2 separate regions of the Homo sapiens genome follow, and region 1 is linked to region 2. Evidence: chromatin contacts called from ENCODE Hi-C data. All regions are on one chromosome and are shown on one strand. Each heading gives the region's core, a stretch centred on a gene start or an enhancer-like site at or near the end of the contact. The rest is flanking DNA. Distances are from core to core; before and after follow the strand shown.

Region 1 (6,901 bases), core at 1,124-3,623, 610 kb after region 2:
TGGTTTCAAACTCCTAAACTCAAGCAGTCCTCCCGCCTTGGCCTCCCAAAGTGCTGGGATTACAGGCCTGTGGCACCACACCCAGCCTCAAATGTCACATCTTTAACAAAATTTTCACCATGCTCTCCTCCAATTACTCATGCTCAGAACTGTGTGAAGCCTTTATCACAATTTATCATATTTAATTGATTTTGAATATTTAACTGGAATTCAGTGTAGAATGGTGTTTTTGAATTAAAATATAATTCACATACAATAAAATTCACCTTTTAAAGTATACGAGTTGGCTGTATGCAGTGGCTCACACCTGTAATCCCAGCACTTTGGGAGGCCAAGGTGGGCAGATCACTTCAGCTCAGGAGTTCAAGACCAGCCTGGCCAACATGGCAAAACCCCGTCTTTACCAAAAATATAAAAAATTAGCTGGATGTGGTGGCGGAGGCCTGTGGGAGCTACTTGGGAGGCTGAAGTGTGAGGATCGCTTGAGCCTGGGAGGCGGAGGTTGCAGTGAGCTGATATCATGCCACTGCACTCCAGCCTGGGTGACAGAGTGACACTCCCTCTCAAAATAAGTAAATAAATAAATAAATAGTATAGAATTCAATGGGTTTTAGTATATTCACAAAGTTGTGCAACCATCAGCGCCAATTCCAGAACATTTTTATCATCCAAAAAGACATTCCATATCCATCAGCAGTCACTTCCAATTCCTCATTCCCCTCTACCTCCTGGAAACCACTGTTCTACTTTCTGTCTGTATGTATTTGCCTGAAATGCAATGCAATTTCATCATATTTCATGTAAATGGAATCATACAACAGGCGGCCTTTTTGTATGTGGCTTTTTATGTCTGAACAATATTTCATTGTACAGTTATACCATGTTTCTTTTTTTTTTGAGACGGAGTCTCGCTCTGTTGCCCAGGCTGGAGTGCAGTGGCGCGATCTCTGCTCACTGCAAGCTCTGCCTCCGGGGTTCACGCCATTCTCCTGCCACAGCCTCCCGAGTAGCTGGGACTACAGGCGCCCGCCACCACGCCGGGCTATTTGTTTTTAGTAGAGACAGGGTTTCACCGTGTGAGCCAGGATGGTCTTGATCTCCTGACCTCGTGATCCGCCCGTCTAGGCCTCCCAAAGTGCTGGGATTACAGGTTTGGGCCACCGCGCCCGGCCTATACCATGCTTCTTAACCATGCATCAGCTGATGGTCATTGGGTTGTTACAATACTTTTTGGCTATTATGAATATTGCTGCTGTGAACATTTGTGCACATGTTTTTATGTGGATCCAATTATTTAGGCTTACAGTATTTAAGAGTGCTGCTTTGCTACTACGCTGACTGGGGTTAAGACCAGGCTCTGCTATTTAGTAGATGTGTGACCTTGGGCAAGTTACTTAACTTCTCTGTGCCTCAAGCTCATCTACAAACAGTGACTATGTTACCCACCTCCTAGCAATTTTTGAATCTTAAAAGAGTTAACGTACCTGACATACTTAGATCCGGGTTTGCTACATGGTTAGGTCCAAGTAAAATTTATCTATTAGTATTATTTTAATATTTTTACGACTTTAATAAAAGGGCTCATCTTCATTGTGCCTTTGAAACCCCAAATCCAAAACTTTTTTTTTTGTTAATTAGAAAAACTAAATAAATATTCAGAATTGTCTGGTATTCTGGGTGTGCTAATTTCAGACAAGCACATTTTGAGATCGAGGGAGACGTGGTTAAGCTGTAAATTGCAAAGAGGCTTGCCTTCGCCAATTTACCTTTCTTAATGCAGCAACTTATAACACCTATTGGCTTGCAACGGTTTAGTATAATTTGGGAGGTATTCTTGTAATTAATAATATATTATTTAATAACATGGATATAGAGCTGAGTGGTGACTTAAGACTCCTGCTACTGTAAAGCTAGGAAATAGCGGCTTTCCACAGCAACTGTGCAATCGGTTTAGGCGCGGCCCAGGTCGATTTTGATTGGCTTGCCCAGTGGAAATGCTCTCCGCCTGAGCTACTACTGGCCAATATGGCTCCACAATTGGCTCTCCTGGAAGCCGACAGACACGTGGCTACCGCAGGCTGAGCCGAACTTGGGAGGACTTAGTTCTGCTTACCGCGAGAGGGCGCCGGCGGTTCCTCACTGCTAAAATCTCATTTCCCATAAAGCCCCCGAGTCACCAATCAACTGGCTGTCTTCATACCGCTTTCAAAGTCGGCGGGCGCCTTGCCCAATAGCAAAGAACATATCGCCCCCATTTCGAAGATTGATGGAAAGTTTGACCAACCGCATCTCAGACTTCTGCTGTCTCCGCCTCTCTCGTTGGGGATTGACGATTTTTCTAGCCAATAGGAGACGTCGGGTCGGCGGGTGGATGAACGCGGCCCTCTGTAATGGCGGAGCGTGGCGGGGACGGGGGCGAGAGTGAACGATTCAACCCGGGGGAGCTCAGGTAAGGAACGCTGCCCTCCTTCACATCTCTGCTCACGAGAGCCCCAGAGGCTAGACGCTAGACCTGCCATGTGGAGATCCGGGGCGGACGGTGGGTAGCGGAGCCGGGCGGCCCGGGCCGGGACCGCATGGGGTTTAAGAAGGGGGAAGGGGAAGGTGGCTTGAATGAGAGCCGGGCCCGGGCTGGGCCAGGGCCTCCTGCGCGTTCCCTGGCTGCTTCCTAGTGCTTTCTTGGGGCCTCGCCGCCTCTCGCGGCCTGCAGCCCTCTGGCCGGGCGCGGTGCTCCCGCCTTTGGGCCCCGCCTCAGCCGCGTGTCGCCTCCGTCTCGGCCGACCTGAGTCTGTCCCCAGGCCGCGCTCCGCTGCGGGCCTGATTTTCCTCATCGACGTCTCTGCACTCCGCAGTTACTTTCCCTGTACCCCTCGCCACTTCTGGCTAAGCCTTCTCCACGCCCTCCGCGGCTCTTTGGGCTCCCCACGTTTGCCCTTTCATTTCATCCCCCTCATTGCTTGCCTTTCTTAACTTCTGTGGCTTTTCTTCCTTTTTTCATCCCTTTATTCCTTATTATCCTGTAGTTGTGAGTAACAACAACAGTAGCAACCCCTTATTAGGCACTTACCGTGTGCCAGTAAACCCTTTACTTAGGTTTGTCTCATTTAATCCTCACAACCACCCTTTGGAGTAGTTGCTATTAACATTTTGCAGGCCACAGACCAGAGGGGTCTTCAGTTGTTACTCGCCCATCTTACAGGTGAGATAACAGCCTCGTGGAGGTTGAGTCAGTAGAATAAGATTGCATAGGCGGATTTGTGGCTCCAGGAAGTGGCTTGAACTCAGGCAGTCAGGTTTCAGAGCCTGCAATCCCAATTGGCGTTCTATTCGTCTACTACTCATGCCATTTCCTTGAACAGTGCAGTGACCTTTTTTTCCCCTGGAACCTCAGTGTCTATGAGTTTGTAATTAAAATTTGGTAAAATGAGAGTGACCTGGAGAAATCTTTTGGTCAGTGGTTTTTGAGGAAAAGAGGTATTATGCTTTATGTGTATTTGGTACTTTGGTTTTTTTCTGTATGGGAGAAATGGCATTTCAGATGTTCAGCTCCCATTCTGAATTGTGCTGTTGTCAACGTTTGAAAATGAAAAAGAGCAGGGTAGATTATGAAGACTCTGTTGATACTGTCTTGAACTTAAGATGAAATTGTGTAAGGAAATGGGTATTGTTATTCAAGGTTTTAGAAGAGGAAAATGCCTTTCAGATTCTGTATGGTCGCACACACAAATCTCCACTTTGGCAGAAATGAAATTTTGTTTTATTTCAGAGATGAATCTGAAATCCTTTAAACTCCATATGTATACAGTATTAATGAGTGATCAAGGTGAATTGTCAGCATCTTTAAATATTAGCGATGCCAAGTTTATTCCTGATTTCGATCTTAAAGGGAGGTTACTTAGCTAGTTTCAGATGGATTTATTAGGGAACATTCTTTTGCATTTTAGAAAGTATCTTTCTAAAGCTTTAAAAAAATCCAAATGGCTTTATTAATAGTCTAGACACTGTTGCACAACTGATTTGAATAGAGCTTTAATTTGCAAATGAATTTGCCCTGTTGCAAATATTTTATACCGTAGCCTCTTGGATTGGAAGTTGCTTGCAGAGCATACTGTACAGATCTTTATTTTAGCATTTCTCATGAAATTAGGTGTGTATGTGGCCTCTTTGATGGCAGAAGTTGGGGCTTAATTTTTGCATTATATTTGTAACCTGAATGTACTTCATGGTGTGTCTGTCATAACCGCCTGGCAAATGAGATGTTCTGTAGTTATGTTGTAAATAAATGAAGATAGGAGATTTAAAGATACTTCACTTATTGGGCCGACATTTATTGTGTGCTACATGACAGTTGCTGACCTAGGTGCTGGTAATAGTGCCCTGAACCAGACCGAAAAAAGAGGTTTGTCCTGCAGGAGCTTCCAGCTTAAGTAAGAGCCATCTAAATTGTAAATGAAATCAACCACATCAAATGATTAAATCTGCCTGTAAGTGTGAAGTGACTTACACAAGGTCACTGGGTAGTTGGCAGGGTCTGGACTAAACCTCAGGTCTCCTCAATCATAGTTTATACAATTTGCCCCCATATATCGGTAGCATCTTTTTATTTCTTGCCCCTCCAGTTAAAGTATTGTCTTTAGCATTGGGGAGATTGCATATCTGGATAGAGAACTTCTATTGTAGAAAAATACCTTATGTTTGTATTTCCATGATGTTCTTGTGAAATATTTTTGTTCCTTCTATTCATGCAAGTAGGCTTTTGTTTTTCAGAAAGGTTGTAAGTGGTAGGAATGCAAATCACAATAGATGGAAAATTTATAGACGTTCCAAATACCATTAAAGTAACTTCCAGAGTCATTTGTATAGATCCTTTCCCTAGAGCCTTTGTTTACCTATCAATACTTAAGATACTTGCAATCTAAATTTCCTTATCTATAAAATGAGAATAAGAATATTCTGGTGTTATCACTGACTAGCTGCCTTAAGAAAATATTTTTCTGTGCTATCATTTCCTCTGTAAAAATGGTGTCAAACTTACCTTATTGGGCTGTAGTGAGGATTAAGAGTTAATACGGATAATGTCTGTATAACCATGCTGGTATATAGGAACTTTACTATCATTATTAAAACAATAATGTGTTTTAATGTGTTGCAACAGTATACTAAAGGGAACTATATACTAGTGGCTAAAGATAATACAGAAGTAAATGGGAGATTTCTTCATAGCATTTATCATAATCGAAAACTCAAATTAGGAATAATGATCCTGAGAGGGCCTGTAGAGGCCAGAAGTGGGAAAACAGTTTGAGGTGACATTTGAACTAGAGGCTGAGTAATGAGAAGGAGCTAGTTATGTGAAAATCTGGGGAAGAACATGCTCGGCAAAGAGAACAGGTGCAGAGGCTTCAAAGTAATAAACTTGAAATATTTAAAGGAAAAGACTAGAATTTGTGGAAAGGTTAATGTGGGCCAGGTTATACAGGGCCTGATATAATAATTATAGTAATAATAGCTAACATTACTAATATTAATATTATTTAACACTTACCAGTACTATTACTGTCCTAATGTTACAGAAACAGTAATGATAGCTAATAACTTAGATAGCACTTACATACTAAGCACTATTCCAAGTACTTTATTAGCTCATTTAATCCTCATTGCAGGTTCTGGTGAGGTTGTTGTGATGAAGCAGTATAATATAAAGAGCCCAGCCCATGTTCTGTGCGTAATTAACATCAGAAAATGGCAACTTCAGGCTATTCAAAAAAGGAAATTATGTGAATTTTGTCACCATTTTAGTGGCAGACTTTTGAAAACCATAACAAATTAATAATGAAATGCCTTTTACAGATAAACACTGCTAGGTTTTGTGGGGGAATGAAAGTAATGATAGTTGAAGTAGTTTACTGTGTACCAGCTACCACCCTAAATGTTTCACCGGGATTATCTCATTGAACAGTGATATCAGATACCTTTTCTGTTCCTTACTCATTCACATCTGAGGAAACTCAAGGCTCAGAAATTATGTAACTAGCCTGACAACAAAAGACGGAGTCCTAACAGGGCTTTTTTATGGTTCTGGATCTTAAATGCTTAACTTCAAGCTGTAACCAGGAAGTATGAAATTGTACAGAAATGAATACTGTAGACTTTTTGAAAAAAGGAGAGGCAGATGGAAAGAAAATCTAAGAGTAGGGTACATTATTAACTCAAGCCTGAAACAGAGTGTCTTTCCTTGGTGATTATCTTTTTTTTGCCCTAAAAGTTTGGACATTCCTTCAGTAACAGTGGCCTGTGTCTTTTGGGGATGCATATAATTTGAAAAAGACCTTCTGATTATTTTGATGCGATCCATATTCCTTTTTTTTTTTTTTTTCTTTTAAGACAATGTCTTGCTCTGTCTCCCAGGCTGAAGTGCAGTGGTGTGATCTTGGCTTACTGCAGCCTCCACCTGTCAGGTTCCTCCTGTTCTCCTGCCTCAGCCTCTTGAGTAGCTGGGATTACAGGGAAGCACCACCACACCCGGCTAATTTCTGTATTTTTAGTAGAGTGGGGGTTTCACTATGTTGGCCAGGATGGTCTCGAATTTCTGACCTCAGGTGATCCACCTGCCTTGGCTTCCCAAAGTGCTAGGATTACAGGCGTGAGCCACCGGGGGGCGTCCGGCCCATATTCCTTTTTAACTCATATTTTCTAACCTTTGGATTGTAGGATCATTTGCAAATTTGATTAAATATACTTGGTGTAGTAGTTCTGGACTTGTTTACAGTCCTGGTTATACCAGGACTGTAAACAAGTCCAGAAGGCAAATTAGTTTTTTTTTTTTTTAATTTTTTAATTTTTTTGAGACTTGAGTCTCGCTCTCTTGCCCAGGCTGGAATGCGGTGGTGCAATATCGGCT
Region 2 (7,006 bases), core at 1-2,500:
TCAGTATTGAGGAAGAGTTCATTATCTGTATTGAAATCGGTTGTAGTAATACAAACAACAATAACATTTTAGAGCCCTAACTAAACATCAGTAGCAGTGAGAAAAAGAAAAATAGCTCAGAGCAGATTGTGTGAGTTACAGTGAAATATGCAAAATCAATCAAGCCCAGAGAGACAAGAGTATAGGACTTTAGTGGTCCCCTCCTCACCCAACCCATTCCTGGGAGCAACTGGTTAAAGGCATTTTGTTCCTGACCAGCTGCCTTACCCATTATCTTCAAGTTCCTGGAATTTGTGATACAAAGAACAATGTACAGACAATCAATAGTTTATGTTATTTTAATATAAATTCTTGGTAAACAACTTAGGAAGTGCTTCTTATTCTCCTTTAAAAACCCACTTTCGACTTCTGCTCATCAGAATGTATACTCAGGGCACCTTCACTCCCAGGATGCAGCCCTCAAACTTGGCTCGAATGAACTCTCTTTTTATATTGATTTTGCCTCAGTTTCTTCATTTAGGTCACAACTGTGCTAAGCACTTTACACAAGTTACCTCATTTGGATCCTCACAACAACTCTATGAGTCGGTACTATTATTTTCCCCATTTTACAGATTAGCAAACTAAGGCACAAAGAGAGTAAGCAACCTGCACGATGTCCCACAGCTGTTTAATAAGGAGCAGCGGATGGGGCAGCAGAACCATCATGCTGAGTAAACCAGGATGACTGCCCAATGGCCTCCCCTCGCTTTTAAGGGGTCAGTGATGAACCGGAAAGCTCCACACGTCGGTCATCTGCAACTCCACGGAGCTCACGAGCTGGGATTCCCGGAGGCTCTTCCTAAAAGGAAAGCCTCTTCTTTCAGCTGGGGCAGGTGTGAACGTGATGCCAAGCACGGCCCCTTTTCCCGCTCCCTGTAAAGGGAGTCTTCGAGGAAATCCCTCTCGACCCACACATCCCTGAAGCAAAGCCCGCAGCTGGAAAGAGACACTGGCGGTGCCAGCTTCCGCGTGGATGAAGGAGAGGAGAGAGGGGCAAGCAGCGGAGGCAGCGCGGGATACGGAAGGTGGAAGCGGGGCGGTACCTTTCGGAGAAAGCTGGCGACCACCTGCTCGAAGGGGTACTTGTACACCTGGTGCACATCCACCGAGACCCCCATCCCCGCGCGCCGCGGGCCCCGCGCACCGGCCACGCCTCCGCGAGCTCAGAGCTGCCCAGGGCTCCGCAGAGGCCCGGAGGCGCCCACACTCGGACAGCCACATGGGCGTGGCCTTTTTCCTCCGCTTTTCAAACTTTCGAAACTTTATTGGCCACTCGGAGAAACGCGCAGTCGGCCACGCCCACGCCCCTACTGCCAGAGTCCGGGGCCTGGGGTTACAGAGCGCGGGAGGCGCTGGAGCGCTCCCAGAGCACCCGGGGCCCCGCGGTCTCCACGCTGGCGGCGCCAGAGCGGCCCTGGTGCCCTCCCGCGGCCGCGCCTGCCGAGAAAAGCTTCTCTGCCTGGGAGCCATCACGCCCCGCCCCAGGAAACCTGGACCTTGGGCTTATGCGTTTATGGTATCACCGCCTGGAGTCACAGAATAAGCCGTGGTTGGCAGCACGGGAAAAAAGTATTAATAAGGAAGGCCTGGTGTGACAAAGGCCAGCATTACTCATGCCACCAGGCAGCTGCCTCTGAGGCTTGGGTTTGGGCCTCGTGTAAGGTAAAGATTGCCTCGGGAATAAGAACCGCGTTTTAGTGCACCAAAACCTGCAGGTAAGTTCCTTTGCTCGCTAAGGTTAAACACCACGGAGCAAGGAACTAGAGGATACAAAAGAGTTGCGAGTATTATTATTTACTGCAACCAACAGATGTTAGGAGAACCAGCACGTTAATCCGTGTATTCAGCACGGTTCTGAGGCCTCCTATGCCCCAGCGCTGTAGTGGGCACTGCGGATTCCGCAGGGAGGAAACACCAGCTCTGCTGATGAGCCGGCTGATTTCACACCCAATCAACAAGCTGGGAAAATAAAAACAATAATCGGTTAAAGTGACACGGGCGCGGACATGATTTTAGTGAGGGTGATTATGGAGGGTCTCTGAGGTGATGACTTTTACGATTTTGCCATCTCGCTCGCCCCTGCCATACGCAGTCACACTGGTCTGGCAAAACCCTAGCCTTGTGTAAATCTAGGTCTCCTCTGACTGTCTCTACCCAAGCCACCAGAAGGGGCTGAAGGAAAATACACACCCACTGTGCATCTTTTAAGTTCATAACCACTAACCCTATGGCGCCTTTTAATGGTGCCAGACAAATACACTATGAAAGTACTGTATTTCTGGCTGGGTGCGGTGACTCACGCCTGTAATCCCAGCACTTTGGGAGGCCAAGGTGGGCGGATCGCCTGAGGTCCGGAGTTCCAGACCAGCCTGGCCAACATGGTGAAACCCTGTCCCTACTAAAAATACAAAAATTAGCCAGGCGTGATGGCGGGCGCCTGTAGTCCCAGCTACTCCGGAGGCTGAGGCAGGAGAATCGCTTGAACCCGGGAGACGGAGGTTGCAGTGAGCAGAGCTCGCCCATTGCACTCCAGCCTAGGCGACAAGAGCAAGACTCCATCTCAAAAAAAAAAAAAAAAGAGAGTACTGAATTTCTCTAATCCACTTACTCTCCCGCATTCCTCCACACCTCTGACACCTTTGTTCCCAGCCTTATACTCCAGTCATTACCTTACTTCCATTTTCACTTAGTCAATAGGTCACATCGCTCTGCCACCTCTCTACCCACCAGACCAAATGCCTTGCCTTCACTCTTGTTCCTGTGGGTGAACTGTCAGCACTTTGTTTTAGCACCAGTGTCTCCATTTGTCCACTGAATCCTGAGGTGAACTGAAAAATGTTTAACAAATAGCTGTCCTTTAAAGTATAAATCAAGCAAGGCCCTGATTTCCAAAGGTTGCTGATTCCTGTGGTGTAAATACTCCTACCATGTTTAAAGATGCCAACTCGATGTCACTAAACACAAGTTGGGGATTTAGCAACATGGAGTTGAGTGAGGAGTGGGAGTTGGGGAGGGAAGCACAGAAGCACACCATCACATAGTATTTCCACCACCCACATACGACAGCCATAAAGAACCAAAAACATAAATAATGGAAAATGTAGCAGGAAGGGATGAGTTTTCAATGTTTATTACTCTTTGGCCAGGCTCCTATGGTTCATGCCTGTAACCTCAGCACTTTGGGAGGCCAAGGCAGAAGGATCACTTGAGGCCAAGAGTTTGAGGCCAGTGTAGGCAACATAGTGAAACCCCATCTCTACAAAAAATAAAATAAAAAATTAGCCAGGTGTGGCAGTGCACACCTGTAGTCCTAGCTACTTGAGAGGCTAAGGCCAGAGGCTCTATTAAATCCGGAAGTTCAAGGCTGTAGTGAACTATGATCGTGCCATGCACTCCAGCCTGGGCCACAGAGTGAGACCCATCTCAAATAAATAAATATTTATTAATTTTTATATGTGATTGTAAATTTATATACTTTAATAATAGCTGTGTTGAATGGCCAGCTCTAGTACATCACTAAAAGTTCCTGTCCTCTTTCTTGTTCAAGGCCATCTCTCTAGCAATATCCCCCTTCCTTTCTGTATCATCAGCTTTTGTCTCTACTGGGCCATTCCAGCCAGCACAACAAGTACACTGTAATTTCTTCCATCTAAAAACAAAAACAGAAACAATACAAAAAAAACAACTCTTAACCCCCTATCTTCCTCCAGCTGTATTCCGAGTCTCTGGTCCACTGATGCTCCTCAAAAGAGCTGCCTGTAATCTCTTGAGCCCATTCCAATCAGTATTTGCCCCCACCACTTCACCGAAACGACTGTTGTCAAGGTCACCAATGACCAAATTGCTAAATCCAATAATTAATTCTTAATCCCCACCTTACTAAGCCTGTAAGCAGCATTTCCTTGAAATACAGAGGGAGGAGTGGAGAGGAGAATGAGATGCAAATGCTCTTACATGTGTTGGATGCATGTTTAAAAGCCACTCCACTATATCACCAATCCCTCCTTACAGGAAAACAAAAAGCAGTCTTCCAGGGAGACTACACAGGTCCACAAAGGAGAGATCAATTACCTGCAGAGTTTATGGTATTTTGTATCTGCCTCTTTTACCAGAGTAGCTGGAGACCAGATGTGACATACAAACCCCCTGCTAGCGTAGGTCCTGGGCCCTGTATCCTCAATCCACTCTGACCATCAGTTTCTCCCAGAGTGTATCTTTAAGCAGGACTTAATCTCCGGATTAAGTAACCATGAAAGGCCAATGGTGTGTCCTGAAAGATTAAAGGCCCCACCACCTGCAACCTCTACTTGGGGCTGGTTGGCTGAGTGACTTGTGTAAGAACAAATGTGACCTGCCCATTCCAAGGACGTTGGGGCTTTCTGAAACGTGTGCCAGACTTGACAACATGAGCCTATTATCTTGTAGCTCTGAATCACAGCCAGTTTGCACAACAGTAATCTTACTTGCTGGGTCCTCTGAGGGAGCGAGAAGAAACTGTGAAACAAATTTCCATCGCTTTGAAATTGGTTGGCTTAACTGGGCAGGGACTTGAGGGTGGAAATTTGCTGGCAAACCTTAGAAGTTCATGACCTTATTTGGTCTTTAAGATACCAAATATCTTACTAAAGAACTTTCATAAGATATCAAATACCTTTTGTATCTTCACAGGGAGGCACAATAGTTTAAACATGGTAGACATCCAATACATTTAGGTTGAATGAATGAATGAATGAATGATTGTAAATGCTGCAAGATTTAAGTGACACAGAACTCCAGCCCTGACCCTGTCTCTCTGCTTTTCTCACCTTCTTCATGTTGGTTCAATTCCCTCTTCTGACCATCCTGACCATCTCTCTATCACTGATTTTTTGTATCCAGTCTTATAATTATCTGTATATATAAATCACTGTTACTGTGACATTCTCAAGACTGGAGGAACTGCATATATTATTCACTCCTCTCTATCCAGTGCCTAGTAAAATGCTTGGCACCTAGTATATGTTGAATAAACTCACGAATGTACTTAATATAAAATATGACCTTGAACAAAATCCTTCCTGCCCCTGCAGCTCAGTTTTTCCGTCAACAAAAACTGAAATGCAGGGGCAGAAACTGAGTGGGCCAAGACTGTCTCTAAAATCCAGCAACCTGACATTTGAGATGTGAGCTAGAGACACAAGCCAAGGCAGGGAACAGGGATATAGTTATTGAAACCAGGGTACAGAATGAGAATTTGCAAGGAAAACAAAGCAAAGTATCAGAATAGATTCAAATATGTAAAATATCATGTATGATAAGTAAGCGTGGGTACTAAGGAGACAAAAACTGGAGAAGAAGGATGAGAAGTGATGGCAGGGCAGGGGAGAGAGGAGCAGTGTTAAAATTTTTTAAAAGAGCTAAGGAAGACCTCTCTGAGAAAATGACATTAAAGTAGAAAAGTTGCAAGAAGAGGAGGGCAAGTCATGCTCGTATTTGGAGGAGGATCATTCCACGTAGAAGGAATGGCAGGTTCCAAGACCTGAAACAGGCATTCTCCTGATACATTTCAGAGCTACAAGGAGGCCAGTATGGCTGTTGCAGAGTTCCTGAGATATAAGGTCAGAAAACATGAATCTAGGTCACATAGGGTCCTCCAGGCCATGGTAAAGATGTTGGCTTTATCTGTATGAGATGGGAGGCCATTGAGAGTTTTGAGCAGAGGAGAGACATGATCTCAACTGTATATTTTAACAGAATCATTCTGGCTACTTACAGTTTGGAGAAGTGACTATGGGGAGGCAAAGCAAAGAAAGAGACCAATTAAGAGGTATGATATTTTACATATATATATGTAAAATTTCCTCCCCAACTCCCACTCCTCACTAAACTCCACTCCTCCACGTATAAATATAGATTCATGGTTCCTGGCTGATAACTCCCATAGCCCTTGCTACAGTCTTTTGCTATAGTATTGGGACACTTTAGGCCTCAGAAGCAGGCTTTTCTCTCTCCGACCTTCTTCTGACTTCCCTTCACCTGCCCAAGGCAGGACTCTAATCTTTCCTGGCTTTTCTGATTGATTTCTCATTCCAGAGAGTGTCCCACCCCATACCCTGCAGGAAGAAATGCTGCACAGGAAGGCCAAGAAGAATCTAGACAGGCGGGCCTTACTAGGTTTCCTGACTCAGTCTGTTAGTATTATATCATATCCTTTTTTGCCTAATCGTATTTCTACCTGGTTATCTTCAATCATGTCTATCCAATGGAGTCTTGCTAAGAGACCCAAAAGAACAGGGTTCAGAGAGCTCCCAGCTAGCCAAACATATGGAGATTCCTGGAGGATGGTGCATCCAGGGAGGGCATGGAAGCTCCATGCCTCTTCCCCTATACCTTGCCCTATGCATCTCTTCAGCTACATCCTTTGTACTATCCTTTATAATAAACTGGTAAATGGAAGTAAGTGTTTCCCTGAGTTCTATGAGCTGCTCTAGTAAATTAACTGAATCCAAAGAGAGGATCATGGGAAGCCCATCTTGAAGTGGGTCAGTCAGAAGTTCTGGAGGCCAAGACTTGCAACTAACATCTGAATGGGGGACGGTGGGGACAGCGGAGTGATCTTGTGGGACTGAGTCCTCAACTTGTGGGTTCTGAATTATCTCCAGGTAGTGTCAGAATTGAATTGGAGGACACCTGGCTGGTGTCCACTGCAGACCTGAGTGCTTGCTTGCTGTGTGGGGAGAAACCACACACACATTTGTATGTGTGCTGGCAAACCTTAGAATTTCATGACCTTATTTGGTCTTTAAGATAGCAAATATCTTACAAAGATATTTCATCATACATGAGGGCCAAAAATTGCAGTTGTGATGGTACTGCAGATAACATTATTAATAATATTATGTATTAGTTTATTTGACTCTCACCACAATTGCCATTACTGAAGGAGGGCAGAGGAACTCAGGAGTTTCATACTGACCTAGGCAAC

The links. Hi-C counts contacts between places; a loop is a spot of excess contacts on that map. Pooled maps may share reads with other maps.
Region 1: a loop to region 2 is called in a map of cardiac septum, with 4 times the contacts of the local background. The contact joins the promoter of TCERG1 here to the promoter of PRELID2 in region 2. A Hi-C loop is called at or near these places in 1 of 168 maps with a recorded cell type or tissue (cardiac septum), 3 of 37 single-sample maps with no recorded cell type and 12 of 50 pooled maps.

The regions. Positions count from the first base shown.
Region 1 is chr5:146,444,960-146,451,860 of GRCh38, forward strand. TCERG1 (transcription elongation regulator 1) reads left to right here and starts at 2,374. Exons shown (of 23, transcript NM_001382548.1): 1 at 2,374-2,449. The coding sequence starts at 2,391. RefSeq lists an enhancer at 2,037-2,744 and a silencer at 2,663-2,742.
Region 2 is chr5:145,834,092-145,841,097 of GRCh38, forward strand. It overlaps PRELID2 (PRELI domain containing 2), which reads right to left and starts at 1,251. Exons shown (of 7, transcript NM_205846.3): 1 at 1,086-1,251. The coding sequence starts at 1,160. RefSeq lists a silencer at 1,443-1,562.